2 separate regions of the Homo sapiens genome follow, and region 1 is linked to region 2. Evidence: chromatin loops called from intact Hi-C (ENCODE). Cell type or tissue: ascending aorta. All regions are shown on one strand. Links, peaks and the distances in the headings refer to the core of each region. The heading gives the core; the rest is flanking DNA.

Region 1 (2,844 bases), core at 345-2,844, 68 kb after region 2:
GCTGGTCTCGAACTCCTGACCTCGTGATCCACCCTCCTCTGCCTCCCAAAGTGCTGGGATTACAGGAGTGAGCCACTGAGCCCGGCCTCTGCTTGTCTTACTCTTTAATTGTTCCTTTATTATTTATTTTTATTTTTTTGAGACAGGATCTTGCTCTGTCTCCCAGGCTGGAGTGCGGTGGTGTGATCATGACTCACTGCAGCCTCAACCTCCTGGGCTCAAGCCAACCTTCCACCTCAGCCTCCCAAGTAGCTAGGACCACAGGTGTGGACCACCATACCCAGCTAATTTTACTTTTTTTTTTTTTTTTTGTAGAGATACGGCTTTACTGTTGCTCAGGCTAGTCTCAAGCTCCTGGCCTCAAGTGATCCTCCTGCCTTGATCTCCCAAGGCAGGATTACAGGAGTAATCCTGTAAGGTCTTGATGCAGGCACGCGATCTCTCCAGCCTAAGCATGAGTCTGTATTTTTCTTCCGGGAACTCTGCCTTGCCACGCCACTTCGGTTTTTCACAGTGCATCCAGAGGTGCTGTGAATTCCAGAATGTCAGGGCGGAAGGGACGTTTGCCGATACCCAGTTCCCAGTGGTTCTCGATCTTTTTTCTGCCTCCTTCCTGAGGGTCCTTGGAACCTTCACTGAAACTCTCTGGGCTATAAATGTGGACAGTGAACTTCCACGGTTGCTGTGAGGGACGGATGTACTAGCTGCACAGTACCTGCTGCAACCAAGATGCTCAATAAAGCTGGCTGCTTTTGTTCCTCGTGCCATCATTTATCAAGCATCTGAGCGTCTACTGCACACCTGGCCCAAATGACTCCGTCTTCAGGCAATTCTCTGGTCCTGAACCGCTGTCCTGGTCCACTCCACACTGCAGTTTAAAGCTGTCTGGGAAGCCGGGCATGGTGGTGGCTCATGCCTGTAATCCCAGCACTTTGGGAGGCCAAGGCGGCGGGTGGATCACTTGAGGTCAGGAGTTCGAGACCAGCCTGGCCAACATGGTGAAACCCTGGCTCTACCAAAAATACAAAAATTAGCCAGGCATGGTGGTGGGTGCCTGTAGTCCCAGCTACTGAAGAGGCTGACGCAGGAGAATCAGTTTAGCCTGGGAGGTGAAGGTTTCAGTGAACCGAGATCGTGCCACTGCACTCCAGCCTGGGTGACAGAGTGAGACTCTGTCTCAAAAAAAAAAAGGAGAAAAAGAAAAAAAAGCTGTCTGGTGAGAGCTTGCTCTTGGACATGAGCAGTCCCTCCCTATGGGACCCCCTCTATCACCTGCAGCCATGCACAATCCAAAAGATTTGACAAAGTACCTCCCACCCCAGCAGACTGAGTCCCTGAGAACTCCAGATCTAATATATCAGCTCCTTTTATTTATTTATTTTTGAGACAGAGTCTCGCTCTGTCACTCAGGCTGGAGTGCAGTGGACCGATCTCAGCTCACTGCAACCTCCGCCTCCCGAGTTCAAGCGATTCTCCTGCCTCAACCTCCCAAGTAGCTGGGATTACAGGCATGTGCCACCATGCCCAGTTAATTTTTGTATTTTTAGTAGAGACGGGTTTTCACCATGTTGGCCAGGCTGGTCTCAAACTCCTGACTTCAGCTGATCCGCCCACCTCGGCCTCCCAAAGTGCTGGGATTACAGGTGTGAGCCACTGTGCCCAGCCCCCCCGCCAGCTCCTTTTAAAGATGAGGAAACTGGACCCATGTGACTTCAGTCTCCCTTGGGTTCACAGAAGCCAGGGTTGCAGTCGGGATCACACTGGGCATCATAGGCGAGGCATGGTCCCTGCCTTCCTGCAAGAGCCACCTCCAGAAAGGGCAGAGGTGGGTCCTGGAACCCAGCTGGGCACACACTGCAGCGTAAATGTAGGGAAGTGTGGGCACCGCTGGCAGCCCCACGTGGAAGGCTGAGAGCAGGCAAGCTGCAGATGAGCCAGGGAAGGGTGGCAAGTGGCAGCGTGTCGCTGCCAGTGAGATGCTGCCGGAGCCAGGGTCGGCTGGCCTCCGTGTGTACACAGGGACACAGACCTGCCCCTCACCCCTCGGAATGCTTAGCATTCCTCAGAGTAGCTAGTACCGGCCAGGTCTGTCCCATGAGGACAGAGCAGCTAAGGCCCCTGGATATAAGTACCAGGTGGGGAGGAACAGGAGTGACATCTCGGGGACAGAGGTCAAAGTGCACAAGTTTATTTTCTAGAACAAAGGCTAAGGGAAGCAAGTTTCTTTCATTTTATTTTAAGAAGGACAAAAATTGTTATTAAAACATCTACATTATTATCAAGATACTAGACCTTATGAATATTTAATATTAAAGTGTGGTATTCTTAAATTTTTAATACACAGACATTTTAAAGGACCATTAAATTGATTACTGCCCAGCTGAGAAATGCAGCATCCCTCCCCACCCACCCCGCCCCCATGCTTGCCATGCCATCTTGTCCCTGCCTGCCGGGGGGAACACAGGTCCCAGATTCAGTCCTCTGAGCCTCCCAGCCTGGGGCCCTAGAAGGCTCACAACTGAAATAGTTACCCTCATCATTAAAAGGGTCTTCCTGTCCCTCCTCCCCATCACACTCTGCCTCCCACTCTCTCTTCCTTACCCTGTGGGGGCTCCAGCTCTGGCCAGGCCAGGAAGCCCCAGATCCCAAGGGTCCCTGGACAGATCACAGGCTGAAGATGAAAACTCTGGACTTGAATCCTGTTCTTTTCAGCGGGGAGACAAATACAAATCACCTTCTTTCCCTGAGCACTCCCACTCTCTCCGCACTCGATGGGGGTGGTCTGGGAAGCTAGCAGAGTTGGGCCTGGGGAGGGTGGCTCCTGTCCCTGGCTGCCCGAATCAC
Region 2 (2,906 bases), core at 289-2,788:
GGTGTGGTGGTGCACACCTGTAATCTCAGCTACTTGGGAGGCTGAGGCAGGACAATTGCTTGAACCTGGGAGGTGGAGGTAGCAGTGAGCCGATATCACGCCACTGCACTCCAGCCTGGGTGACAGAGCAAGGGTACATCTCAAAAAAAACCAAACCAAAACAAAACAAAAAAAACAAAGACACAAAAAAATTAGCCAGGCACGGTGCCGCACACCTGTAATCCCAGCTACTTGGAAGGCTGAAGCCAGAAGGCAGAGGCTGCAGCGAGCTGAGCCGAGATCGCGCCACTGCACTCCAGCCTAGGTGGCAAGTGAAATTCCATCTCCAAAAAAAAAAAAAAAAAGGAAAAAAAATAAGAAGACCAAAAAAAGAGGAAGAAAATAGGGATGATAATTGTACCTACTTGTGAAAATTAAAAGAAATGATGGGTGGAAAATACGGAGCACGGTGGCTGGCCTGCAGTAAACAACTTGGTGAACGGCGAGTATCATTTTAATCATCATGGCCATTATTGTCCATCCTTAAATGCCACCAGACAATCCAGGCCAGTATGCTCCTTGCATCAGCATACAGACTGAAACCCAAGCTGCTGGCAGGACCAGGCTGGGGAAGAAAAGAAAACTGTCCTTTGAGCAGAGCCTGGGCTGCCCCAGCCCTGCCCTCTGCCAAGGTGGGAGGCTGCTTGTCTCCTAGCAAGACAGTGTCGCGCGAAGCACACTGAATCCCACTCCTTCTCTCCAGGGGCCTAGCCTTCTGTCTGGGGATGAAACGTGACCCTCAATGTCCGTCCCAAAACCCGGGAATTTCTCCCTGGAGAGGCAGACAGGTGGGTGGTGGGAGGGTGAGTCATGGCAGCAGGAGAACCCCTCATCATTGCCTGACTCAGTGCCCCTAGGCCAAGGGGATGCCATTTTCTGGTCCTCACCACCGCCACCTCCCCATGAGTGAGTCGGGGTAGAGGGGCATGCCTTTCTCCTTTCTCTAGGCCTGGCCAGCTTGCCCAAGTTTTGCCTGGACAGGGCCTATGGTCAGAATGGAACCAGTCAGAGGTCTCCAAGCCTCTAGGCAAATAAGCCAGCTCATGTTCTGATTTTTTTTTTTTTTTTTTTTTTGATGGAGTCTCGCTCTGTCATCCAGGCTGGAGTGCAGTGGCACGATCTCAGCTCACTGCAGCCTCCGCCTCCTGGACTCAAGCAATTCTCCTGCCTCACCCTCTCAAGTAGCTGGGATTACAGGTGTGTGCCACCACACCAGGCTAATTTTTGTACTTTTTTTTTTTTTGAGACGGAGTCTTGCACTGTTGCCCGGGCTGGAGTGCAGTGGCGCGATCTTGGCTCACTGCAACCTCTGCCTCCCGAGTTCAAGTGATTCTCTTGCCTCAGCCTCCCGAGTAGCTGGGATTACAGGTGCGTGCCATCACACCCAACTAATGTTTTGTGTTTTTAGTAGAGACAGGGGTTCACTGTGTTAGCCAAGATGGTCTCGACCTCCTGACGGCGTGATTCACCCGCCTCAGCCTCCCAAAGTGCTGGGGTTACAAGCATGAGCCACCATGCCTGGCCAATTTTTGTACTTTTAGTAGAGACAGAGTTTCGCCATGTTGGCCAGGCTGGTCTCAAACTCCTGACCTCAGGTGATCCGCCCACCTCAGCCTCCCAAAGAGCTGGGATTACAAGTGTGAGATACCGCGCCCGGCCAATTCTCTGAATTTTTAATTTGGGGAATTTCACTATCAGAGAGAAGTAGGTTCTAGGTCCTTGAAGCTGCCAATTCACTGTGTAACTTTGAACCCCTCTTGACATCTGTCCCATTTGTACAACAGGGGACAGTCAGGCTAGGCCCCTGTCCAGCTAGGCCATTCAAGATGGTCCCTGTGCCTGCACCTCTTCTTGCCCCACTGGCTCCTGAGCCCTGTGGAGGGCCCTAGGAGGACCCTGTATGGTGGCACTTTTCCCAAAGATGTGAGGAAATAATGATAGGTTGAGCCCTGGGCAGAACCATATGCCATCAGGTGGGACCCCCCCAACCCAAGACACAAAAACCTAGTCAAACTATTGCCGCGCTGTGGCAGGGCTGGGAAGTCCAGACAGGAGAAGAGTCTTGGCCCAGAGGCCCAGACACCTGGGTTGTTTTTCTAGCTCTGCCCTGATTCACTATATTATTATTATTATTATTATTTTTTGAGACAGGTTCTTCCTTCCTCTGTCACTCAGGCTGGAGTGCAGTGACATGATCATGGCTCACTGCAGTTGTGACCTCCCAGGCTCAAGCAATCCTCCTGCCTCAGTCTCCCGAGTAGCTAGGATTACAGGTTCAAGCCATGACACCCAGTTAATTTTTTACTTTTAATTTTTTGTAGAGTCAGGGTCTTACTATGTTGCCCAGGCTCGTCTCAAATTCCTGGGCTCAAGTGATCCTCATGCCTCCTAAAGTGCTGGGATTACAGGTATAAGCCACCTCACCCAGCCTGATTCACTATACTATTTTTATTTTTATATGAGATGGAGTCTCGCTCTGTCACCCAGGCTAGAGTGCAGTGGTGTGATCTTGGCTCACTGCAACCTCTGCCTCCCAGGTTCAAGCGATTCTCCTGCCTCCGCCTCCCGAGTAGCTGGGATTATAGGTGCATGCCACCATGTCCGGCTAATTTTTATATTTTCAGTAGAGAAGGATTTTCACCATATTGGCCAGGCCAGTCTAGAACTCCTGACCACAAATGATCCGCCTGCCTCAGTCTCCCAAAGTATTGAGATTACAGTCATGAGCCACCGCGCCCGGCCTGATTCATTATATTAAACATTCAATATTCAGCTGAGGCAATGGCTCATGCTTGTAATCCTAGAACTTTGAGAGGCAAAGGCAGAAAGATTGCTTGAGCCCAGGAGTTCGAGACCATCCTGGGGAA

Evidence for each region. Hi-C counts contacts between places; a loop is a spot of excess contacts. Peaks named below come from ENCODE experiments on the same cell type or tissue, not always from the same donor. Only the 100,000 strongest peaks of a DNase experiment are listed, where the experiment ranks them.
Region 1: it touches region 2 in a loop (7-fold over the local background); 2 of 110 quality-filtered maps call a loop at or near these places.

Annotation. Positions count from the first base shown.
Region 1 is chr22:41,359,476-41,362,319 of GRCh38, reverse strand. ZC3H7B (zinc finger CCCH-type containing 7B) reads right to left here. Exons shown (of 23, transcript NM_017590.6): 23 at 2,173-2,844. Among named protein-coding and RNA genes, the nearest start is that of TEF, 21 kb to the left of the region's middle. RefSeq lists enhancers at 1,279-1,801, 1,802-2,324. In ascending aorta, for the core only: no CTCF peak of the experiment used is centred there; no DNase peak of the experiment used is centred there.
Region 2 is chr22:41,427,467-41,430,372 of GRCh38, reverse strand. No RefSeq gene overlaps it. Among named protein-coding and RNA genes, the nearest start is that of TOB2, 18 kb to the left of the region's middle. In ascending aorta, for the core only: no CTCF peak of the experiment used is centred there; no DNase peak of the experiment used is centred there; H3K27ac peaks cover 470 bases.